Linked DNA regions of Homo sapiens: regions 2, 3, 4 and 5 are each linked to region 1. Evidence: chromatin loops called from intact Hi-C (ENCODE). Cell type or tissue: A673. All regions are shown on one strand. Region 1 overlaps LOC105369308 (a long non-coding RNA gene). Region 2 overlaps CLDN14-AS1 (CLDN14 antisense RNA 1). Region 3 overlaps SIM2 (SIM bHLH transcription factor 2). Region 4 overlaps HLCS (holocarboxylase synthetase). Region 5 has its middle 24 kb from the start of CLDN14.

What was found. A loop is a pair of places that touch in the nucleus more often than their neighbours do. Peaks named below come from ENCODE experiments on the same cell type or tissue, not always from the same donor. Only the 100,000 strongest peaks of a DNase experiment are listed, where the experiment ranks them.
Region 2: it touches region 1 in a loop (9-fold over the local background); 8 of 110 quality-filtered maps call a loop at or near these places.
Region 3: a loop joins it to region 1, with 2.9 times the contacts of the local background. A loop is called at or near these places in 6 of 110 quality-filtered maps.
Region 4: a loop joins it to region 1, with 3 times the contacts of the local background. A loop is called at or near these places in 20 of 110 quality-filtered maps.
Region 5: a loop joins it to region 1, with 5 times the contacts of the local background. A loop is called at or near these places in 8 of 110 quality-filtered maps.

What each region holds. Positions count from the first base shown.
Region 1 is chr21:36,638,085-36,643,084 of GRCh38, reverse strand. It overlaps LOC105369308 (a long non-coding RNA gene), which reads left to right. Exons shown (of 3, transcript NR_188246.1): 2 at 79-5,000. Among named protein-coding and RNA genes, the nearest start is that of SIM2, 59 kb to the left of the region's middle. In A673, a CTCF peak has its summit at 2,042 (motif pointing left); DNase peaks (open chromatin) are centred at 1,974 and 2,724; H3K4me3 peaks cover 773 bases; H3K27ac peaks cover 4,233 bases.
Region 2 is chr21:36,488,249-36,493,248 of GRCh38, reverse strand. The region is part of intron 2 of CLDN14-AS1 (CLDN14 antisense RNA 1); the gene reads right to left. It also overlaps a transcript of CLDN14 not described here. Among named protein-coding and RNA genes, the nearest start is that of CLDN14, 11 kb to the right of the region's middle. In A673, no CTCF peak of the experiment used is centred here; a DNase peak (open chromatin) is centred at 1,898; H3K27ac peaks cover 4,809 bases.
Region 3 is chr21:36,703,924-36,708,923 of GRCh38, reverse strand. All of the region lies in intron 1 of SIM2 (SIM bHLH transcription factor 2), which reads right to left. It overlaps LOC107985492 (a long non-coding RNA gene), which reads right to left. Exons shown (of 4, transcript XR_001755029.1): 1 at 2,712-5,000; 2 at 1,539-1,627; 3 at 1,075-1,312; 4 at 1-536. Among named protein-coding and RNA genes, the nearest start is that of SIM2, 7.3 kb to the right of the region's middle. RefSeq lists enhancers at 1,422-2,251, 3,082-3,911 and a silencer at 3,525-3,706. In A673, CTCF peaks have their summits at 1,582 and 2,603; DNase peaks (open chromatin) are centred at 1,613 and 2,570; H3K4me3 peaks cover 1,920 bases; H3K27ac peaks cover 5,000 bases.
Region 4 is chr21:36,851,690-36,856,689 of GRCh38, reverse strand. All of the region lies in intron 6 of HLCS (holocarboxylase synthetase), which reads left to right. It also overlaps the pseudogene RNA5SP491. Among named protein-coding and RNA genes, the nearest start is that of HLCS-AS1, 110 kb to the left of the region's middle. RefSeq lists an enhancer at 1,867-2,161. In A673, CTCF peaks have their summits at 1,847 and 2,046 (motif pointing right); a DNase peak (open chromatin) is centred at 2,059.
Region 5 is chr21:36,501,753-36,506,752 of GRCh38, reverse strand. It overlaps a transcript of CLDN14 not described here. Among named protein-coding and RNA genes, the nearest start is that of CLDN14, 24 kb to the right of the region's middle. In A673, a CTCF peak has its summit at 2,329 (motif pointing left); a DNase peak (open chromatin) is centred at 2,312; H3K27ac peaks cover 1,798 bases.

The sequences.
Region 1 (5,000 bases):
TTGAAAAAACTCAAGGGCATATGGATTTAAGACCAGGCAAAATTCTCACCCTGTCCTTCCTCCTCTTGTCTTAGATAGACGCCAGCTCGAATGCCGCCTCCCGTCTGCTCCTGGTTGGGATCCTGTCTTCAAGTGCAACAGCCAAGCCAGCTGCCCACTCCTCTGTGTCCTCTTAGATTGTGCTCTGGGTGTGTGTCTTCTCTGCTGGATTAAGGAGCTCACTGGAGTGGAGGTGACTGCAGTCAGCAAAACACTCAGGAAATGATTGCTGGAGAAGAGTGGGGAAGGGACCCCACATCTCCCCTCTGCCTGCCCTCCCTTCTGCCTGCACCTTGCGGCCTCTCTTGCAGTGAGATGTGGCCGTGGGACTAGATTCCTGCCCATGGGAATGTAAGGAAGTGCCGTTTCTGGATATGGGACTCATGTCTCTGTGTAGGACTCATCTCCTCCATACTCTTTCCCCTTCCCCTGGCTGGAAGCAGGGGAAGGCAAGTGAATTCAGTCACGTAGACAACAAGAAAGCCATGGGGATGGGGGAGCTACACGGGAAAGGGACTTGGGTTTCTGAGTGACTGTGTGGAGCTGAGCAGCCCTCACTACTTGGAACTCCCTGTAAGACAGAAAGAAACTTCTCTGGTCTAAAGCCACAAGGACTTAGCTTTACCCCAAGAACAGAGCACACCCAGTGGAGCACTACGTCTAAGAAGTGTGAGCACCCACAGCATGGAGTGTGCCAGATTGGACAACAGACATTTCCTAAGATTGAGTGACTTTAGGAGAGCAGGGAGTGCCTGGCTCAGGCAAGGTGGCACCTTTGGGGGTCCCAGGTGGCAGACAGAGCTTCGCCCAGGTCGAACTGTGCATGGGCCCAGGGTGCTGGCCAGAGGTGGGGCGGCTGGAGTTCACAGGCCAGGCAGCCAAGGGGTTGGTCTGGCAAGTGGTCTGCCACCATGGACCCAGGCCTCAGACCAAACAGGCTGCTAAAGACACGGGTCCTCAAATCATCTGCAGGCAGGGTCTGGCCTGGGCCCCAGGAGTCCACAGGCAGGGAGCACCCTGGGGAAGAGCTGAGGATGCTGCATCAGAAAAGAGGTAGGGAAGGCGGGGCAGGCCGGAGCACCCACACATGCGCTGCGTGTTAGGCACATACACACACGACCCTATTTAACCCCCAACAGCCCTGACAAGCAGGTGTCATTGAATTCATTGTTGGCACCGTGGCTGTGGCACTGAGTCCAGGAGCCCTGGGTCCTCCTCACCACATCACCCTAGTTAGATGGGCAACTCATTTCTTCTTTGTTTATACTATGTGAAGTTTGGTTTCTTTCCATTTATTTGTCAAATAAGTAAATGTTTTAAAATTTATTTTAATTCTTTTTTTAAAGATAGGATCCTGCTCTGTTGCCCAGGCTACAGTGCAATGGCATGATCACAGCTCACTGCAGCCTCTAACTCCTGGGCTCACGCAATCCTCCTGCCTCAGCCTCTCAAGTAGCTAGGACTACAGGCACATGCCCCTGTGCTTGGCTATTTTTTTCTTTTTTCTTTCAGTAGAGACAGGATCTTACTATGTTGACCAGGCTGGTCTCTAACTTATGGCCTCAAGTGATCCTCCCACCTCAGCCTCCCAAAGTGTTGGGATTCTAGGCATGAGCCACCTTGCCTGGCCAACAAATGTTTTTGAACATTTACTCTGTGCCTGGAACTACATATAGTGTAACAGGGGAGGCAGAATATTAAACAGTTAACATGATAAGTAATGAAAATAGTGAGTGAGCATAAATAGGGTGCTCAGGGGAAGTCTCGTGGAGAAGGTGACATTCAGTTAGTAACTAATTCCCTTGGGAAAGGCTAATGCGAGAACACCGAACACTGTTTAAATGCATGCTCTGAGCTCTTCCCAGCAAAAGTTCTTTCTAAGTGGTTCTCAACAGGGGGTGATTGTGCCTCCCACTCCCAGGGACATTTGGCAATGTTCAGAGACATTTTTTGATGGTCATATCTGGGAGGGGTGCTACTGGCATCTAGTGGGTAGAAGCTAGGGGTGCGGCTAAACAACCCACCACGAACAAGACAGCCTCCGACGACGAAAAGCGATCCAGCTAAAAATGTGAATAGTGCTGGGGTCGAGAACCTGCCCTGGAGGACAGATGTGCTTTTGCTGAAGTCACTTAGAAGGCAAGGTGGCTCCATCTGCCCTTCCCCTCTGCAGCTTGGATAAAGGGTGGACCACACATTGTTCAGCAGAGCAGATGGGAGCGCCTGGCGCCCTGGGATCCCGCATCCTGGCCGCGGTCTGCCGACATGGGGTAAGGAAGAGAAAGATGATGATTTGTACTAACTGGTACAACCTACTGCCAAATCGCCAGGGAAAGCGAATGAAACACATCCCAAGAAACTCTGTTTATGGTGCAGGAAGGGTTTAGTGACTTTACTGCTCAGATTACCATTTGGATATCAGTTTCATCATCGTCAACCTCCAATTTCCTGTTTTGCTTATCTTAGAATGACTCTTTTAAAAAATGTTTGCACTGCTCAGATGGCTTTGGCTTCAAGTTGATTAGATATGGAACTGGTTTATAATGGATTAGAATGCAGGATTTGTTTGCTTTGTAATATTTTAAGAAAGCAATGAAAGAAGCGGCAATGACAGGGAGAGATATTGTATACTTACAGTCTGATTCTTTTTTCATTACCGGAAAAGACAACTAATTTAGGAATGTGGATTATGGCCCTTGGTCCCTTTTTGATTTGTGTTTCACTTCAGGGTTTTCCTGAGTTACAAATCCCTGCAGATTTGTGAGACTTAAGAGGTACACATGTACATTTATTTTTCCTTTTAGCATTTTTTTTTTTAGCCTGCAGGATCCCATGGGGTTTTTTTCCCCCTCCTCCTTTCCTTTATGTGTTTCCTGATAAGCCAATCTGTGTACTGCTTTCCCTGCACTGTCTGTACAGTTGGAAGCATTATTCAAATGAGTCCTGTGAAACTGATGGCCTGTGGCCCCGGTTGTTAAACACCGACACGCTGCTCATTAACACTCAGCATCCGGATATCCTAATTTCAGCTCAGATTTTGGTAAATATATATTTTCTTGATCATTTCCAACTACCATGCAAAGCCACATCCTGTCCTCTCTGAGATGCTTAGAAGAGTGTATTGTGCAGGGACGGCTTTGCAGACAGGCAGCAGGAGGCTACACATGCTGATGTCGGGGCCAGGAGACCATCAGAGTAGTTGAGAGAGGGCTTGCTGTTGGGTCCAAGACTGAGAGCTTAGATTCCTGGGGCTTTCTGGGCCTCAGGGTTAGAGGTTGTCTTTGGCGTATTTCAATATAACCAGTCTTTAGGATCCTTTGATATCATTGTTAGAAACAGTAATGCGTAGTCATGGGCTGAGAACTTGGGACCAGGATCTAGGATTTTTGGTCTCTCAGCCCTGGCTCCCCACTTCCTGGGATAGAACCAAACCAGTGTGTATGGAAGTTGACAGGCACACTGTGCATTGGGGGTTGAGCTGTGTCCCTGCAAGAGATATGTTCAAGTCTGGACTCCTGGTACTTGTGAATGTGACCTTATTTGGAAATGGAGTCTTTGCAGATGTAACTAAGATGGAAGTTATAAGAAGAGGAAAATAGATACAGAGACACACATACAGAGGAGGACACCATGTAAAGGCACAGACATGCGGAGGGATAACAGCCATGTGACAACAGGGATGGAGACTGGGGTTACGCAGTTGCAAACCAAGAGCAACCATTAGAAGATAGAAGAGAGGCATGGAACCAGTTCTTCCTTTGAGTCTCCAAGAGGGAACCAGTCCTGCCAACACCTTCATTTTGGATGTCTGCCTCGAGAACCGTGAGAGAATGGTTTCTGTTATTTCAAGCCAGCCAGTTTGCAATACTTTGTGACTGCAGCCCTAGGAAGCTACTACGGTAGCTCATTAAGGGCAACAAAAGGATTCTTCAACTTCCAATTTTTAGGATAAAAAGAGGCAAATGTATTTAACTCAGAATAATTACACTGAAACTATTTTTTTTAATAAGTGAGAAAACATCAATAGCGGTCAAATGGATCCCATGAATTAGTCAGTAAAGGGGTTAGGGGTAGAATATAGGCATTTGTATTTTTAATCAAAATGAAGAACTAAGCAAGGCACAGATAGAGCCCCCACTCCAGGCTCAGTCTCTGGTGGTTACTAGTTTAGCGGGATAACTGGTCAACCTGGACAGGGCATGTAGATCAGTTTTGAATTTCTTGGTTGCACAGAATTTAAAAAGTTCTTGGGCCGGGCACGGTGGCTCAGGGCTGTAATCCCAGCACTTTGAGAGGCTGAGGCGGATGGATCCCCCGAGGTCAGGAGTTCGAGACCAGCCTGGCCAACATGGTGAAACCTCGTCTTTACTAAAAATACAAAAAATTAGCTGGGCGTGGTGGCGGGTGCCTGTAATCCCAGCTACTCAGGAGGCTGAGGCAGGAGAATTGCTTGAACCCAGGAGGCAGGGGTTGCAGTGAGCCCCAAGATCTCACCATTGCACTCCAGCCTGGGCGACAGAGAGAGACTCCATCTCAAAAAAAAAAAAAAAAAAAAAAAAGTCCTTGATTCACCACTGCCATTGAGACCAATAAAGTTTTCACTCTTTCACTAGAAGATTCTTCTTGAGTAGCATCCTTTCTCTTGCTTCTCTTAGCTCAGCTTTAACATAATTCTAATGGTGCTGTTAGTTGACAGTGAACAACTCACACTCAGTTCCCCCTGTAGCCACTTTTGAGTGGAAAATGCATCCAACTATTTTGTTAATCACAGCAACGTGGTGGCTGCAAGAAATAGCTTTCTGGTGCCTGGGAGTCTTTCTGTCCATCTCTAGGCCTCAATTTGTTAAGATCCCACTGCATATGAAAGACAGAAATAAATGAAAATAGCATTAATGCTTCAGACATGAATTGAGGACTACGGCGTATTGTTAAGTTCCATGACAGCGCCTTAAGTCTCAAGA
Region 2 (5,000 bases), 150 kb after region 1:
GTGGACCCAGAGACCAGGACAGGACGAAGGCCCCTCTCACAGCCCCTCACAGCTGCTCTCCAGGAGGCTGCCCTTTTATTTCCTTGAGTCCAGGAGGCTCGACCTCCTCCCCGGGGGCGGGCAGAAAAACAAACCGGTAAACAAAACACGTGCTCAACAGTATCCTCTCAGGGTTGGTTCTGTCCTGCTCATGGTCTTCAATGCCTGCTTTAAAGGCCAAGAGTTTGAGATGCTTCTTTGCGATCTTGTCTGACTCGTCTCTCCCCACAAAGACACAGTGGCTCAGAGCTCCCAGGCAGAGAGGGGGACTCAGAGAGCTTCCTCCTACAGAGAACATCATTCTCTCACAGCTCCAGAGGCTGGAAATCCAAAATCAAGGTGCCTGCAGGGCCACGACCCTCTGAAGGCTCTAGGGGAGGCCCCTTCCTTGCTGGTCCCAGGTCCTGGTGGCTCCAGGTCTCCTTGGCCTTCCCTGGCTTGTAGTCGCATCATCCCCACCTCTGCCTCTGTCGTCACGTGGCTGTCTTCCTTCTTCCATGCCTATCCTTTTTTTGTAAGGACAGCAGCCATTGGAAGCCAGTATAACTTCATCTTTACCTTTTTTTCGTTTTGTTTTGTTTGAGACAGGGTCTTGCTCTGTCACCTAGGCTGCAGTGCAGTGGCACAATCACTGCTCACTGCAACCTCCACCTCCCGGGCTCAAGAGATCCTCCCACCTCAGCCTCCCAAGTAGCTGGGATTACAGGTGCTCGCCACCATGCCCTGCAGCTAATTTTTGCATTTTTTTTTTTTTTTTTTTTTTTTTTTTGGGACGGAGTCTCGCTCTGTCGCCCAGGCCGGACTGCGGACTGCAGTGGCGCAATCTCGGCTCACTGCAAGCTCCGCTTCCCGGGTTCACGCCATTCTCCTGCCTCAGCCTCCCGAGTAGCTGGGACTACAGGCGCCCGCCACCGCGCCCGGCTAATTTTTTGTATTTTTAGTAGAGACGGGGTTTCACCTTGTTAGCCAGGATGGTCTCGATCTCCTGACCTCATGATCCACCCGCCTCGGCCTTCCAAAGTGCTGGGATTACAGGCGTGAGCCACCGCGCCCGGCCCTTGCATTTTTTTTAGAGACAGAGTTTCGCCATGTTGCCCAGGCTGGTCTCGAACTACCAACCTCAAGCAATCCTCCCACCTCAAGCTCCCAAAGTGCTGGGATTACAGGCGTGAGCCACCGCAGTCAGCCACATACTAACTTAATCACACCCATAAAGACTCTATTTCCAAAGAAGGTCATAGTCTGAGGTTCTGGGTGGACGTGAGTTTTGCAGGGACACTATTCAACCCACGTCAAGGACTCCTCACTTAATGCATCATGATACTGTTCTTACTCCAGTGGTGAGACCCCAGCCCAGAGCGGGTGCTTGGGAAGAGAGGCGGCCTGTCCACATGCACCTGTCCTCCCAACATGCACCATATTTACTGGGAAAGCTGTACAGCCTCACACATGACCTTCAGTAGTCCCCGGCCTCCTACAGTCGCCACTCCCGAGGCATGTACTCCAGGCTCCCCACTTTCCTGACACAGCCCCACCCTTCTCCAGATCTTTTATGACCATTTGCTTATTTGCTTATACCCCTCCTTGTTCCAAAAAGGATTTCAGGCAGATGGTTTTTATTACCAGGCTAAATGAACACAGCGAGATCCTGTAGCAAATACAGTCTTCTCAGCAAACATAAATTTCCATGAAGCCAACATGAAAAGACCCAAAAAGTACGCGGAAATTAAAATGATCGTGTCAAGCTTGACATCAGGTCCCTTTCTTATTTTCGTTGACTCGCTGACACGCACTACATTCCTCGCCGTTTCGCTTTTGAAAGCTTTGTGTGTTGCTTCTTGTTTTCTGGTAACCCCTTTATGGAAGAGGCGCCCAGCTGGGAAGGGAGGTTCTTGAGGTTATTAAGAGCTGAACACAGTGAGTCAGTGCCTTGTTTTAGGGCACAAACCTTAGGAAAGAGACTGTGAGTGAAGTTCTTCAGGATATCTGGGGATCCTAGTTCCTGCACCAGAGCTGAGCCCTTTAATCACATTGACCCTAATTAGTTTGCTGGGGTGAGGGTTGAACCGTTGACTCATGTTTTGTACTAAAAACAGGGGAGGAGATGCAGCCCCCCAAGTTAACGTGATGCAAATGAAGGCCTTTCTTCGGCCTTTGGAAAGGTTTGGCTTTGCTGCTGCCAAAAGTCATTTTGAGAAAACAATGTGTGTGTGTCCAGGGGTGTGTGTGTGTGTGTGTGTGTGTGTGTGTGTGTGTGTGTCTGTGCACTTGCATGTGTGTGCCCACACGTGTTGGCATATGTGCACGTTGATGCATATCTGAATATGTTCATGTGTTTGGGAGGAGCAGAAAGCAGAAGCGGTGAGGAGGGTGCAAGCAAACCTGGTTCCACGTGTATCAAACTGAACAGTCAGAGAAAGGCCCAGGTGGGAGGATCTCTTAAGGCCAAGAGTTCGAGACCAGCCTCCGCAGCATAGAGAGACCCCATCTCTACAAAAAATTATAAGTAAAGAAATTTTTTGGCCAGGCATGGTGGCTTACACCTGTAATCCCAGCACTTTGGGAGGCCGAGGCAGGTGGATCCCTTGAGGTCAGGAGTTTGAAAGCAGCCTGGCCAACATGGTTAAACCCCATCTCTACTAGAAATACAAAAATTAGCCTGGAATGGTGGTGCACACCTGTCATCTCAGCTACTTGGGAGGCTGAGGCAGGAGAATCACTTGAACCCAGGAGGTGGAGGTTGCAGTGAGCCAAGATCACGCCACTGCAGTCCAGCCTGGGTGACAGAGTGAGACTCTGTCACAAAAAAAAAAAAAAAAAAAAATTAAAAAAAAATTGAACTAGCAGACATGGTGGTTCGCACCTGTAGTCCCAGCTCTTTGGGAGGCTGAGGCAGGAGGATCTCTTAAGCCCAGGAGCTCAAGGCTGCGGTGACCCACGGTCGAGCCATTGCACTCCAGCTTGGGCAACAGGGCAAGATCCTGCCTCTAAAAATTAAATTAACAAAGTTAAATAGAATAAAATAAAACAGAGCATTCTTCTCCCTTTGGGAGGGGATCTGATGATATCTGAGTGTCTGTGGAGCCTCTGACTTCCTCATCTCTAGACTGCCTGGTCCGTGGCAATCTAGAGAGATGCTTCCAGCGAGGCCGCAGCAAAGTCATCCTGATCCCTCAGCCGTAAGAGATACAGCTGGGCCTGGGAGTGGAGAAGACCTTGCAGAAAATTGTGTTTGAGATTCACACCTGTTCATTCAACGGCTCCTGGTTGAGGGCTCAGTGCTCATCACAGCTGCTTCCTCTCATGGCTTGAGGGAGGGTTGGTGGCTCTGGCTGGCTACTGGGGGAGGAAAGAACTTGGGGCTTGGATGGGAGGCCCAGGTGAGGCCCGGATCTTCTTATGGCCAGCCGTGAGGACTGGACATGATGCCTGGCAGTGATAACAGCTCCCTCGCGGTCATTGGCAAGACTAAATAACAGTCTATGCAGACGTGCTTAGGAAATTATAAGGTCTGAGGCAGGCCAGAGGGTCAGGTTAAGAGGGCAGCAACTAGGTGGCATCCAGGACAGGTTTGGCCTTTGTCCAGAGTGGCAGTGGATGACTCTGCCGTCGTCCCCGGCCCCCCACCAGGCCCTGCCATCAGCTACTCAGCTGCCTCGTCCCGTGAGAGCTGAGCCCCTGCCCAAGCTGGTGAGGCCTTCCCACAGCACACCCTGGAGAAGAGGACACTGCAGGAAGCTGCATGTGTTGTGGCCCAAAATCCTGACTGTCGCTCATCCTCCTGGGGTGGGCATGGATCAAGATTTGCCATTGGTGTCTCAGCATCAGCTGGAACTGAGAAGGGAGGGAGGTACTGTGTTGATTAATATCTGAGAACATTCATTCCAATAAAACTCCTTACTCCTAAACAAGTGGACAGCTGCAAGACCACATTTGATGGGACAGTCCAATTCAGAATGGCTAATATCAGTTTTGGATGTTCTCTCTCTCTCTCTCTCTCTTTCTCTCTCTCTCTCCCGCCCCCCATTCTCTTTCTCTCTCTCTCTCTCTCCATATATATATATATATATATATATATTTTTTTTTTTTTTTCTTTGAGACAGACTCTCACTCACTCTGTTGCCCAGGCTGGAGTGCAGTGGCTTGATCTCGACTTATTGCAACTTCCACCTCTCAGGTTCAAGTGATTCTCCTGCCTCAGCCTCCTGAGTAGCTGGGATCGCAGATGCATGCCACCACACCCAGCTAATTTTTGTATTCACCGTGTTGGCCAGGCTAGTCTTGAACTCCTGACCTCAGGTGATCTGCCCACCTCAGCCTCCCAAAGTGCTGGGATTAGAGGCGTGAGCCACTGTGCGCGGCCTCTTTCTGTATTTTTTATTGTAGTAAAACACACATAACGTAAAATGTGCTATTTCAGCCATTTGAAGTACATAGTTCTGTGACATTAAGTACACGCATATCATGCAGCCATCCACCACCATCCCTCTCCGGAGCTTTCTCCTCCTCCCAGACTGAAAGTCTGTACCCATTAAACTGTAACTCCCCACCCCCCCGCCCTCAGCCCCTGGCACCCGCAATTCTACCTTCTGTCTCTATTAATTTGACTATACTAGGTATCTCATAAAAGTGGAATCACAGGCCGGGCGCGGTGGCTCACACCTGTAATCCCAGCACTTTGGGAGGCCGAGGAGGGTGGATCACGAGATCAAGGGATTGAGATCATCCTGGCCAACATGGTGAAACCCCGTCTCTACTAAAAATACAAAAATTAGCTGGGCATGGCGGCACGTGCCTGTAATCCCAGCTACTCGGGAGGCTGAGGCAGGAGAATCGCTTGAACCCAGGAGGCAGAGGTTGCAGTGAACTGAGATCCCGCCACTGCACTCCAGCCTGGCAACAGAGTGAGACTCTGTCTCAAAAAGAAAGAGAGAGGGAAGGAAGGAAGGAAGGAAGGAAGG
Region 3 (5,000 bases), 66 kb before region 1:
AGCCTGCCAGGCCCACAGCTCCCGCGGGTCGCCCACGTGCTCATGGCCCTGAAATTGCCGTTTTATTTGAAATGCCACAAAGTAATCTAATCTGCTTTGAAATCGCCATTCTCGTGGCCAAACGGGGATATCGATTTGACCCGCAAATATTCCCCCAAGGACCCTCCTTCCCTCCCTCCTTTCTTTCCCTGCTTCTCCGGCAACTCCTTGTTTTCCCAAAGGCAGACAGGCTGAGACAGAAAGTCCCCGCCGCCCAGGAGGCAGCTCCTCCCGCATAAAAAACCCCCTACACGCTACCCCTTGGGCTTCCCAGCTCTCACAGGCGCCCCACGAGCGCGGTCCTCCTTCCAATCCGAAACCTTCTCCCTGTGAGGGGTTTACCTGGGGGCTCCCCGAGAGCAGACTCCAATCTGCCGGCGGTGAGAGAGGGATGGGCCACAGGCCGAACTGGAAAGGGTCTCCTGTCACATAATTAGGGATCCCCGGACTCCTCCGCTCAACAGGCCTCCTGCCCTTCTTCACCACCTCCGCAAAAGCTACCAACCAGTGTTGCGCACCAGGGGAAAGAGGGACCTGCCCGTCAGGACTCCCCTCCTGCTGCACCCTCGACCTGACTGCTGCGCCCCGCGAGACCCCAGGCTTCCCCTGCACAGTCCGAGGAAGCAGGAAAGCCGGGCGAGGCTGCGGCGCTTAGCGCGGGCTGGGACAACCCCCGAGCCCTCCCCGGAATCTTTCCGCCGGGAGCCTGGCCGCAGACCCTCCACTAAGCGCCGTGGCTGGTGGCTGCAGCGCCAGATGGCGAGGGTCGGTGCACCGCCTGCACCCCAACCTCCCCGGAGGACAACGCGCCCGGCGTCTCCCGGCCCACGAGCCTAGCTCCCGACCCCTGGCTGCGACCCCTGCGGAGCGAGCTGCGGGCGCTGCTGGCGCGTCCCCCGCCCCAACCCACGCTGGGCCAGGCCCAGCCCCAGCCCCAGCCCCCCACTGCCGTCCTGAGTGCGGTGGTGCCGCGAGCACTGAACCAAAGGCAGGAGCCCCCGGGCAGCGCGGGATACGAGGGACGGGGAACCTGACCAGCCGTGGAGATCCTGGAGATCGTTCCCGGGGCCGCAAAGCCCTTCCAAGCGGGCAGCCACGAGTGGGTTCCCGAGGAGTCGCCGTGCAGTCACCCAGAGCACCCTGGGTCTCTCAGCCTCCCCGGGAACGCCCTGGGCATCGCGGTCTCTGGAGGCCTCGACCTCTGGAAGCGTAAAATGCACCTCGGCCCAGGGCAGCGGCTTCGCAAACCCTTCCCTATTCGGCAACTAAAAACCTAAAAAAAAAAAAGTTAAAAAAAACCACTATTCCTCAATTTAAAAAGGGATGACCTTTAATTTCTCCTCCTGGGCTCAAGGAATTAGGGGCTTATCCTGGCTGAGGAGGTGGCTAATTTCCACATACACGATCCCGGGAATACAATCACAGCTCATTATTCGGGGGCCCCCAGCCTCCACCACGGGGGCAGCGGTGGCTTTTTAATCCCGGGAAATCGCGCTCACCCCGCATCACCACCGTGATCACAGCAGCACTCCCTGTGCTCTCACCAGCGGGTCCTTCCTCCCAGGCCTCGTGGCGGCAGCATTTACAACTGTTAGCAATGGCAAGAACCAAAATGTGAAGGTCCTGGGATTTGGTGAAGTAAGACTTAACTAAGGACCCAGGAATTCTGATTTCCAAAAAGCGACAAAGGCACCCTGGCAGCTGTCCTTTTCTCTGCTGCTGGGTCGTTCCTGGGGTTGGGCAGTTGTCCTGGAGCCACCTTTGCCCTGTGCAGTGTTAACGGTGAGCGTGGCCTCTGGGCCCTGGCTTCTTGCAAAGCCCATGGCGGGAAGACTTGGGGAGAAATCTGCACCTACGGAAATGAAACTCCAGACCAGACTCCGCTGCCCGGGATCTCCTGAAAGCTTCCTCGAAGGCCCTGGCTCTACATGCAAAAGTGCATTGGGCACACAGGACAATTTTCTGTATGATTCAAATACCCGCACAGTTCAAGATAACTTGTTCTCTTTTAGATCATTATAGTTTTTCTGTAATTCCCCAAAGCCTCTGCTTTGCCGGCGGAGATTTGGTGCAAACGTCCCTTTCCCACCTGGTGGAGGTGGTCGGGTGCTAGATGTTCCTCCCAAGCACCCCTGCCTCTAGGCCACCCCACCCGGGGCCGTGGCGCTGCCAGCTGTTCCATCAGAAACCAATGCGGGCGAGGTTTTTTCACTCAGCCCATAAAAATCTACTTTGGTCTAAACGCAGAGACTAAATAAAGATTTGTAACGAAAGAAAATTGTCTTGATACTGTAAAGTGATATACACTCCCACGAAAGTGAGGCACTGAGCACGTGGTCCTCATCTGGACCTAAGGAAGGGCTTTATTTCAGAAATAAGGGGTGAGAAGAGTCTGTGCTAGGCGCCTCGGGGTTAGCGGCTCCCAGCACTCACTGCTCTCTTGGAGCACCAGGGGTCCCCAACCCAGCCTGTGGTTTCCTGCCGGAGGGGTGGGGGTGAGGAAGGTGAGGTTGCGGCTGGGGGGAGGGGAGCTCCCTGCACCCCTGCAGAGCACTGCAGGACCTGTGGGGACGCTGTGCTGTTGGAAGTCAGGGATGGCCAGGTTGCTGGGACCCCCAGGGAGAAATGGAGGGAAAGGGAGCCAGCGCCTCATTCCTCCCTGGCCCCAGCACCTGCGAGTGTGTGCATGTTGGTCCCACACCCTGCCTGCCGTTCCTCACACTGCACGGCCTCCAAGCGATCCCTCCTCTTCCGAAGCTGGTCCTGGGGGTAACTCCAGATGCAGGTCACAGACCATAGACAGCACCACACCAAGAAGACTATTTGGGAGCAAACGGGGAGATAGTTCCTGCACTGTGAGGTGGCCGTCCCCCTTCATGAGGGCACCTAAGGGAGACCCGTAAAGGAGGCAGCCAGCTTCGCGCCTTCCTCTGGGTGGTGGCAGGGGCTGTGGGTCCAGCCCAGGACACAGGGCCTGGACTGTGGTAGGAACACCAGGTTAGACGATTCTCTCACTGCCCCTCCGGCAACCTCAGGCATCTAAAAACGGTGACAAAGTCTCCTCACAGGGTTCTTGTGAATATCAAATGCGGTTAACAACAAGAAGGTGCCAGTCCCTAACCCCAGCCCTCCATGGAAAATCGGACCTGGGAGTGTGGTAAATCCAGAACGGTTTGGGAGCCCCACCTGGGTGCAGGGGTCTCACCTCCTCCCGACTCCCCCTCCTTGCTTTAAGACGCCAGCTGGGCCCGTCTCCTCGGTCTGATCTCCAGAAGGGCCCGACCTCTAACCTCTATTTCTCACCTCCAAAATGGGATTTTTGTGGGATTAAACGAGCGCGGCCCAGCCCGAAGCCCCAGTGTTTGCCGGGCTGCCATCACTTTGTGCCTCCCTCTCTGGCTTTCCCACCCCTTCCCTGCCTGCGGCCTCTCCTCCCCCAATTACCACCCGCCCCAGGGGGAGCTGGGGTAGGGGAGGGGAGAGGGGTGTTTCTGGGGAGCGTGACCTCGGCGCGTTGCCGGCCATCTGAGGACTCAAGGTCTCACTTTCGGATTGCAAACCACTTCGAAGTCAAGAAGGATATGTGCGTGGCGGGAGAGGAGGGTGAGGACCGGCTGCCTCTTCCGCTCCCTGCTCCACGCAAGCACATATTGGGATCCTGGAGCTTTCTGCGCGGGCAGCCTCTACAGCTCCGCCACCCCCGACCTCGGCGTTTATGACCCAGAAGCCGCAGCACGACCCCCTGCAAGGGCGGTAGGCTCAGGGGGCTCCCTTGGGAACACCAGTCGCCGGGAACCTGTGCCAGGGCGTAAGGAGGGAGTTTGGGGCCAGGTTCTCGCCTAGTTGCTCTAGGACAGCCTATAGCTTGAGCCTCTAAGCCTCCTTTCCCCACAAAAGGATCCCAGTAAATTGTCGCAATTTGGGGCGCCTCTGCACGCTTCAATCCTTCTCCCGCGTCGGAGCCCTCGTGTTCTCCCCGGGGTCCCTGAAAAGCCCGCTTCTTGCGCCTTTTTCCAAACTGGGGACCGGGTGAGAAGGGGGTGGTCGTGGGGACGCCCCAAGAAAGCCTCCCGCGGCCGATGGGGAGGGGCAGGGAAGGAGGCTCCTAGCCTGGCCCGGCTTGTCGCCCGCGGGTATCCTACGTATTCTGAGGACAGACAGAAGGCCCGGTGCCCCCATTGCCGTGCGCAGACCTGGGGAGTTCGGACGCCGCCCCAGCAGCTGCTGGCTCCGAGGAGCGCGGCACCCACAGCCGCCCGGAGGCTCCCTTTCCGCCCCGGGGTTCAGGGATCCAGGTCCCCTCCTCTAGCCCCGCGCTGAATCTGCAGCGCGCGCTCCACTTCCTCGCCTGCAACGAAAGCACAGGCCCTGTGCCCGGGTGTCCCCTTTACCACTTCCCGGATTGTCCCCTCTGCGCCTGCGGGCTTTCCCTCCTGGATCCCCAGCTGCAGCCTGGCAGGCTTCAAAGCAGAGACGGGGAAAGCGTTGTAAAAAATCTACGTTGTTCTGCTAAACAGTCGACCTTTAATAAATCTGCATTTTTTCCAGCGGAGGTAGAGAATTGCCTCACATCTCTGACGCCCTGAGGGGTATAGGGGTGAGTTTCTCCTCACCCAACTCTCCAAATCAAGTCGCTTTGATTCCGGGAAACAGTTTCTAAGATAACCTGGCTTCTCGTGGTGTGCTCAGGTGGAAGTGGTGATGGGGGCACCTGCAGCTGAATTTAAACCCAAAGGCACCCAGGCACTGGAAGAGTTCAGACCTTGAACCCCACCTCGTTTCGTGTGGGCAAATGACAGTTTCTGGAGTAGCAATTCTTTCTCCCTCTTTCACCCACACCCATCTTGGGTCTTTCGGGTTGGGGAAAGGGAGATGGGGAGACTCAACCTTGGTTTCCAACTTCACTGCTGAGCTGAGTCCTGGGACCAGCCTGTTGTGCCAGGTTTGCAGTGGCACTGCTG
Region 4 (5,000 bases), 210 kb before region 1:
TTCCTTCCTTCTATTTTTCTTTTTGTTGCTGGGGGGACTGTGTTACCTTACCTGATGATATACTTCCTAGAACAGTTTATGTTTTTATGCTTTCTTAGTGTGTTAATTGGGTCTGGAGGGTTTCAAAGGACTACTATTGGCGGTGGTGTGTGTTATTTATGTCTTTTCGACCCATAGAAGCCGTGGTATTTATTTGCAATCTGAGATAGATTCTATTTTGGAAAGTCTCACCTATGTTCATTGCCATTTGTATGTCCTTTAAAATGAAAGCCTTCCGCAGTCTAAATAGCAGAAGTGTTCTGATACTTCATAGCTGTTTTAACCCTGTAGGGGTCCCACCTAGATGTTCTGGCCTACCTTTTTCCCCTCCAGTTCTCTTCCATGTGAGCAAGTCTGGAGTAGCGCTTTTCAACCAAATTTGACCAATACTTTAAAAAAGCTTTTTGAAATATAAACCACATCCCATACAATTCAACCACTTAAAGCATACAATTAATTCGGTGGTTTTTAAAATTATATTCTCACTTGTATGGTCATCACCACACTCAAATTTAGAACTTTTTAAAATCACCCCAAAAAGAAACCCTGTACCCATTAGCAGTCACTCCCCTTCCCCCTGCCCCCCACCCACCAGCCCTGGGTGTCACCATCTACTTTCTGTTTCTATGGATTTGCCTGTTCTGGACATTTCATAGCTATGGAATCATATAACATGCGGCCTTTCACCTCTGGCTTCTTTGATCTAGCATAATATTTTCAAGATTCACCCATGTTGTAGCATGTCCATATCTCTTTTTATAACAAATATTTTGGGCCAGGTGTGTGAGCTTACACCTGTAATCCCAGCACTTTGGGAAGCCAAGGAGGGCAGATCACTTGAGCTCAAGAGTTTGAGACCAGCCTGGGAAACACAGAAAAACCCCATCTCTACAAAAAAATACAAAAATTAGCCAGGTGTGGTGGCGTGCACCTGTGGTCCCAGCTACTTGGGAGACTGAGATGGGAGTATCGCCTGAGCCTGGGAGGCAGAGGTTGCAGTTAGCCATGATTGTGCCATTTCCAGCCTGGACAATAGAGCGAGATCCTGTCTACAAACAAACAAACATTTTGTACTGCCACCTTTAACCTTTTTTTTTTTTTTTTTTTTTTTTTTAGATGGAGTCTTGCTCTGTTGCCCAGGCTGGAGTGCAGTGGTGTGATCTCGGCTCACTGCAACCTCCATCTCCCTGGTTCAAGCAGTTCCCCTGCCTCAGCTTCCCGAGTAGCTGGGATTACAGGCACACATCATCAGGCCCAGCTAATTTTTTTTTTTTTTATTTTTAGTAGACACAGGGTTTCACCATGTTGACAAGACTGGTCTCGAACTCCTGACCTCAGGCAATCCACCCGCTTTGGCCTCCCAAAGTGCTGGGATTACAGGCGTGAGCCACCATGCGTGGCCAACTTCTTGAAGTTGGATTTATACATTATATAAACGATCTATACAGATAATTCTAAAAACCAATATAGAAATAAAAAGTTAAAGAAAATAATATGCATCGGAATATGTGCTCATATCTGACTGTTAAGAAGATGTGATGAAATAGACACATGCACCTATACAAAAAAAAAACATGAATATGATGGCTGCAAGGTCTTGGGCAGCCTGGACACTATGAATAGTGTAGCCTGAGATGATCTGGTCTCAGAGTGCGAAACAGATTGTGCTTGTATGGACTTTACCCAACTCCCCCTTGATTTACATGGTGGTCCTATCTTTGGAATATTTAGAGTTTAATACCGCTGTACAGAAAGTACTTGCTGTGTACCCGCAAAAATAGAATCAGATTCTCAAGTCAGATCATTGTGAACAAGTATTTCATCTAAATGTGTGTCCAGTGGAATATTAAAAATTTGTTTTAATAGTGGGAGAATCTTGTTGTCCAGGGCTGACCTTGTGTGTTGCAAGACATCGTGAATCCTTGGCCCCTCTGAGCACTACGTTCTGGTCATTATGACAACCAGAAAAATAGAGTTCTGAAATGTCCCCTAGGGGGCAGTCCTGCACCCACAGAGGACCTCGCTATGGGGTCCTTCCTGTGACCTCTGCTTCCTCAGTGCACTCAGTACTTAAGCTTTTCCCCACCTTGAACTGCTCAAATTATTAGTCCTACTCTCATAAACAGGAGGAAAACCAGCGCCTAAGAAGTCACTCCCCCTGCAGAGCTCCAAGGATCTGTACAGTCTGCACTTCCTTTTGATGCTTGTCTTACTGTTCCCTGTTAAAATGAGCTTTTTAAATGAGCATCACTCTAAGCGTCCTTCCCCGTGCCCCAGATGTGCCTGTCTCTGGTGGGAACCCCGGGAGCTTTTGTTCCTGTGGTAGAGTAATAGGGTGCCATTATAGCAGTGATTGTTCAGTGTTCTTAGTTGTGTACCCCTAAAATAATTTTGAAAATCTGTAAATCCCCTTACACGTGTTTAAGCTGACATCTAACAGTTCTCATCAAAAGCTTAATTGTAGGATGTGATTTTTAACATATGACAAATATTGACGTTCAAAGAGTCTCATGTCTTTCTAAAATTTATCCAATGAATTTAAATGCCATACCTATTTGATGCCTGCCATTATCCATTAAAAGTTATATGAGACTCTTTTTTAATAGTCAAAATTTCACATCGTTATTTTATATTTTTGAACTCATATTTCCATTCTTCCCCATAGAACAATATACTAATATAACCCATTTTTATGCTTGAAAAGTCTTTTATTAATCACTCCAGGATGCTTTTCTACAACAAAAACAAATGTTAATTCCATTTGGATGGAATTAATTTTTAAAAACAGCATTGCCACTCAGTTTTTTTGAAATGTTTACAAGTTATATGCCAAAAATTATATTGCACTCTCATCAGTAATTATTTTTATTGACTTAATAACTCAGTTAGGTCCTCCTTCAGTTTTGTTGAAAGCAAAGAACTGGAACCCACCTGATTTGTGAAAGAATCTGTTACTGGTTATTAGAGTTATTCACTTTATTAATATCTGAAGGATAGTTAAGAGACTTTACTGTGACTTACCAAATTGTTATCATTATACCTGTTAGTGCTTTAGTTAAAGACATTTAGTTTAATCTGCTGTACTTAAAACTATTTGAGAAAATTGAAATGGTTAATTTTAATACTACCTCATCAATACAATAACATACTTAAAAAAACTTGTATTTTATCCCATGTTTTAAACATACTGTTATAAAAACCTTGATCTGCACATTTTTTGCTGTCATCAGAATTTTGTATGACCTGTCTGTTGCCCCATGGAGGTTTTTACGCTTCCAGGATACTTCCTTCCATAGTTACACCCAGGGAGGGTGAGTGCTCTCCCTTTCTTTGTCACATGGGAGAAAGGCAGTTGTTTAAGGAGAGGTTTAAAGATAGAGCTTTGTGTGCCTGAACTCCAAGCTCGCTCCGAAATAACGTGTTTTAGGAAAGCACATATGGGAGAGTGAGGCTCTGTGGATTTTTTTGCCCTTAAGACCATTTGTACCTGTGTGCCCTCTTGGGAAGGTGTTTTACTGCAGTTTGAAGGTGGCTCTATTTTAGGACATTTTCAATCCTATTCATCATGAGAATCTCGAGGTGATAGTGTGCACTGAGTCATAGGAAGCCAAAACCCATGGCAAAAAGTTATACTTGCATTGAAAGATAGAGAATTTGTGTTTTTTCTTTTGGTTTCCCTCCTTCTCCTTCTTCTGTGCTGCTGTGTTCCAGAAATTACTGGAGGCAATTTATAAATCTGTCAGGTCCTGAATTAAAATTGGGAGGGGCAAAAGGAGAAGCTGCACCAGAGATGTGCACTGGCAGGGATGAGGAAGTGATGTCCTCAGCGGGGTCCTGTGTCTGAGGGATGGTTTCAGGCAGGTTGCATCTTTGCAGGAGGTACCTATTGTGCACTAGGACTTGGGGTGGGGTCCTCAAGGTCTTAGAATATGGCTTAACGATCAGGCTTTAGAGGCAGATGTACCAAGGATCTGGTCCTCTGATCCTTCTGGTACCCCTCTGAGAGGTGTGCTGGGCTCTGTGCTGGCCATGAAGTGTGAATGTGTTTTGGAGAAAGAACTCTGTTTCCTTACTGCTTTCATTTGGCATAGGAATTGTGAGAGCCCCTTGTCAGTGGGGCAGCAGCTGGCCTGGCACCAAGCAGCAGGACCTGGGGTGTTTGTTGGCTGCTGACCAGAATTGTCTGGGAAATCCAGCTGCCCTGTGCATGGACTTGAGGGCCCCTGGGAAGCTGGGTATGGTCCTCTCTGCCAGGAGAGAAAGCCTCTGGTCTTCCCGTGTTAGATAACCCAGAGGGGCTCCATGGTAATGTTCAGGTAATCCAGCTTATCTCATCAGTTAGGAATTTGTCTTTAGATTTACTAACAGCTGATGTAAAGAAGTCAACAAGTCACAGATTAAACTTAGAGAGACGCTTAGAAAAAAGTAGATGTATTCTGGAAGGTGAGACCAGACAGGAATTTCTTTGGGATCTTCATGAAAGAATTCCATGTGAGAACGAATGGCATCCTCAGAGCATCTCTGCAGCAGGAACAGTCATGGGTGCCACAGGGTGGCACTTTGACTTATAATCTGTCGTCTTAAAAAAATCTCTTTAAATTACTTAGACTTACTTAAATTTAAGCCTAGAGCACCCGGCATTCCTACATGGTCTCCCATGCAAGTACTAGCCAGGCCCAACCCCGCTTAGCGTCCGTGATCGGACAAGCAGGGTGCCTGCGGGCTCTTACGGCCATAGACTACTGTTTTTCTACCTTTTTCCTAATGTTTAAAAATATATGTTTCTGAAATGTGGAGGACTCTTAAGCTTTTTAAAATTTTTATTTTTTATTTTTGTGGGTACACAGTATGTGTATATTTTATGGGGTATATGGGATATTTTGATACAGACATGCAATGTGTAATAATCACCTCAGGGTAAATGGGGTGTCCATCACCTCAAGCATTTATCCTTTGTGTTA
Region 5 (5,000 bases), 140 kb after region 1:
TACAAGAGTGTGAAGTTAAAAATGAAAGTCCTCCCCGACCTTGACCCTTGGCTCCACCCCCCAGAGGTGATCGCTGTGAACGGCTTTTTGTGCAGCCCTCAGAAGGTCTCTCTGCATGACAGAAATGCATTTGTTCTTTCTTTTTTTTTTTTTTTTGAGACAGAGTCTTGGTCTTTCACCCAGGCTGCAGTGAAGTGGCCCGATCTCGGCTCACTGCAACCTCCGCCCCCCCGGTTCAAACGATTCTCCTGCCTCAGCCTCCCAAATAGCTGGGATTACAGACATCCATCACCACACCCAACTAATTTTTGTATTTTTAGTACAGATGGGGCTTTGCCATGCTGGTCAGGCTGGTCTTGAACTTCTGACCTCAGGTGATCCACCTGCCTTGGCCTCCCAAAATGCTGGGATTACAGGCATGAGCCACCGTACCTGACTGCATTTGTTCTTGTTTACACAAATAGGATCATGCTGTACACACTGCACTTCAACTTGCTTCCTTCACTTAACATTGTGTCTTGGAACTCTTTGCATATCAGTAACTGCAGAAGCATTTAATCTTTTAATGGTGCATACTAATCTGTGTGGATGTACCGTAGTTATGTAACTAATCTCTTATAAAGGACATTTACATTTTATCCAGTTTTATTCTCTCAGAAAGAGCCAGAGAGTATTGAATCCTGTATTATTTATGTCTTTGCTTACTTTAGGAGTATAACTGGGGGATGAATTTCTAGCAGAGAAATAGCTGAGTTGAAGAGTATTCACTGTTTACATTTTGATAGATATTACCAAATGGCTATCCAAAAAAGACACTGACAGTATGCTAGTGTAACAGGGCATTTTTCAGAGAAGACAAAAGCCAGCTCACAGTTACCCATAAATGGAAGTCCACAGTGCCTTACGCCTCCCCTCCATCCAAGCCGGCTGGCTTTGGGTGGATCAAACCAGGAAGGGGTTAACAATGGACCTCTCTGTGTGTTTCTCTTCTGAACCTAAATATGTCAGACTTGGGCAATCCTGAGTGGTTTTGCATTTTCTTTTCACTGTAACCACCTGAGATCCTCTTGTCCCAAAGTCAGTGCTAGGCTGATTGTCTACATTGGGCAGGCGAACTGCTGGGAGTGGCAATGGTGGAATCTCTGAGCCTTTGCAGAAATGTTAGGTTCTGGTGAGCTGCTGACTGTGGGTTCAGAGGCTGGGACTCCCCGAGGTGTTCTGTTCTTAGGATTTCTTTTTAGCTCTCCAGTCATCCTGTCCTTTATCATCTAAGTGCTCCTGTTCTTCAGCCCTTTCTTAGCTGTTTGGTCTACTAGAACATTATTCAGGAGTATGATGGCTTCATCGTCCTGGAATTGCCTCCTCCAGCAGCTTGGGGTGGGCTGTCTGCAGTGCTTCAAAAGCTATCTGGGCTGAAGGGCTATTTTTTAAAAAATTCCAATCTATTATGGACCAATACTTTTGTAAAATACTAAAAGAATTGAATTACTGGAAAAATGAAATATGAAACAAAGACATATGAAATACAATCCTGATTTCTTTTTATTAGATTTAGCAGACGTAAACCTGTTTAAATTTGTTATACAAGTTTTGAGATACTTACTGTCCATTTCTGTTCTCATATAGTGGAGATTGGTAAGAATTTGAGCAGCATTGCTCTAAGCACGTCTCTGGAAGCTTCATGGGCTTCCTTTTGGCCCTAAAGCTTGTATTGTTTTGCTGAAAAAGTGATTCTCACCCAGCAGGGAAAATCTTCCAGATTTTCAGTCAGGGAGGGCCTGGGTCAATGCCCAGGGTTAACACTGGGCTTGGCTTCAAGCTCAGGACCCAGTCCTATCAGCCCAAATTTTCTTTTCCACCCAGCTTTTCCTATCTCTGGGAGCAGTGACTCATGGGTACAGGGTACCATGATCTGCTGTCTTCAAATCAGAAGATGTCATACTCTTTCCTTCAAGTTTTACTTCTTATTTCATTGAAGTCAACATCAGCCTTCCTATCAGTGTTACCATCTCTTCTCTATAACCCACTGCAGACTAGTCATGAGTTACACGCAAAATGTGAAATTTGGGGATGTGGATAAAAGGGAAGCAATTGTTTTCTATCAAGCCATTAAAACTTTTCAGTTTCCTTTTTAAATAATTGTACACTTCATGAGATACTTCAGATAGGTCTTAACACAAAGAAAGAATGAGCCACAACCCCCTAAAATATGAGGTGGTTAAAATATCTTTTGTCTTTAAAGGGGGTGAATTATTTCAATTTTAAATCCTTGGAGAAAATTGGCTTTCAGATTGCCTTTCGGAACCTGAAGTAGCAGGTCACAGCGGCATCTAGTGGAAGTTAATGGTATAACAGTTGGCCTAGACTAAGCAGAAAAAGAGAATACAGTAATTTCAAAATATTGTATTTTTTTCTTGTTTTTAACTTTTTTCTGAGACAGGCTTGAGTGCAATGGCACGATCATAACTCTCTTCAGCCTCAAACTTCTAGGCTTAAGTGATCCTTTTACCTCAGCCTCACAAGTAGCTGGGACTACAGGCGTGCACCACCATGCCCAGGTAATTTTTTTATTTTTACATATAGATGGGATTTTGCTATGTTGCCCAAGCTGGTCTTGAACTCCTGGCTTCAAGTGATCCTCCCACTTTGGCCTCCCAAAGTGCTGGTATTACAAGCATGAGCCACCACATCTGGCCTTTTTAACATTTTTGAAGTTAGGGTGTGACATACTAGATAGCATGTCATAATTTAATGAATCTATTTTCTTTATCAGTGATACTACATCTTACAATTGATGGCATCTTAATTTCATCAAAATATAATTTTTCATATAAAACTTTGTAGGATGCCATTCATTCAGTAACTCAGTAATATTTATTGAGCATCTACTTATACCTGGAAGCTAATGACTTACTGTATGTATTGTATTCATTGCATATATTTTAGTTGTGTTATATTCAAAACTGTTTATTGTAATGCATAATGTAGACATTTATACATTAATGCATTGATATTAATCAGACCTAACTCCATTAATTTAAAAATCCATTCTTGGCTGGTGTATTAGTTCATTTTCATGCTGCTGATAAAGACATACCCAAGACTGGGCAATTTACAAAGGAAAGAGATTTCATGGAAAACTCATAGTTCCATGTGGCTGGGGAAGCTTCACAATCATGGTGGAAAGAAAAGAGGAGCAAGTCATGTCTTACATGGATGGCGACAGGCAAAGAGAGAGCTTGTGAGGGAAACTCCCATTTTTAAAACCATCAGATCTCTGTCACGAGAACAACGTGAGAAAGATCTGGCCCCATGATTCAATTACCTCCCACTAGGTCCCTCCCACAACGCATGGGAATTCAAGATGAGATTTGGATGGGGACAGAACCAAACCATATTAGCTGGGCATAGTGGCTCATGCCTGTAATCCTAACACTTTGGGAGGGCAAGGCAGGTGGATCACTTGAGGTCAGGAGCTCAAGACCAGCCTGGCCAATATGGTGAAACCCTGTCTCTACTAAAAATACAAAAATTAGCCCGGAATGGTGGTGCACACCTGTCATCTCAGCTACTTGGGAGGCTGAGGCAGGAGAATCTCTTGAACCTAGGAGGCAGAGGTTGCAGTGAGCCAAGATTGTGCCACTGCACTCCAGCCTGGGCGAAAGAGTGAGACTCTATCTCAAAAAACAAAAAAATCCATTCTTGTCTAAACCCAGTAGTTCTCAAGCTGGCTGCATGTTAGAACTGTCTGTACAGTTTTCTAAACCATCAGTTCTCAGACCACACTTCTCAGAGATCTGAATTAATTGGTCTAGGAGTGGGGCCCATTCATTAAGAATTTTTCAAAGCTTCCCAAGTGTTCTAATGTGTAGCCTGGGTTGAGAACATTTTCCTTCCTTTAGGTCAGATGGATTCAAGATTACATAGATGTTTTAGTAGTTGGGAAATATAAGTGTTTGGTTTTATAGTAGACAACTCGTATCTTTATTACCATTTATGAATGCAAAGAAACCCTATCTATTAAAGCATTAGTGGATAACACTGAAACCATGATATTTAAGGAAATATTGGCTCCTAAAGACATCCGTGTCAAATACTGTACAATTTGCATTTGATTCTTACACACCCAACATTATTTGAAGTGAACACCATAATAAGATCAGGAATGCTGATGAAGTGTAAAACAGTAGCTGTAAAGTTTACAAGATGTCTCAGTAACATGAAGCCTCTCAAGTGATGTCTATGCACTAAAAGAAAGCAATCTAAGATATCAGTTCCTCGGAATATCCTTTTCATGGCTGAAAGTGAACTCTGCTCATTTCAGGACTGACCCCTAAGCATACTACAGAGATGGCATAATGCTCTTGACCCCCTAGCTGGTCCAGTAGTATAATGTGATACCACATCAGACCTCAACAGGCATAAGAATAGTATTTCATGGGAGCCAGCCTGCAGAAGAAAGGACGCTGTTCATTTCTGGACCCTACCTCTTGCTAACTTTGTAATGTTGGACAAGTTATTAAACTCATCAAATCTGTTGTTTCCTGGTATGCACAATTCGGATAATAATTCTAAGGTTCAGCTATTGCGGATGTTGGAGTTAACATAGGTAAAAACATGCTACTCCTCATGATGGTTCCCTGTGACTGCTTTTGGCTCATTGTGGTGTGTTACAGAATATTCAAGAAAGAATAGCACCATTAACCCCTTCCATCCTGCCTCTTCCAACCTCTACAAACTAGTGTGCAGGGTTTGGGCACTGGGTCTATGTTTAAACAATAGCTTAACGCCTTTTGGGTTCCTTGGATTTGATTTAAAAAAAAAAAAAAGGTCTTTTCAAATTCATAAGACTTTCCATCCAGTGTTTCCTTGTGGCCTAGTAACAAGATCCTAAAATACATTCACTTTTATCTCCCTCCTGCCATCAAAAACAACCCCTCTCGAGGGCCAGGGGCTGGCTGGGAGCCTGGGGTGTGTTCAACTAGAGAAAACCATGGGCC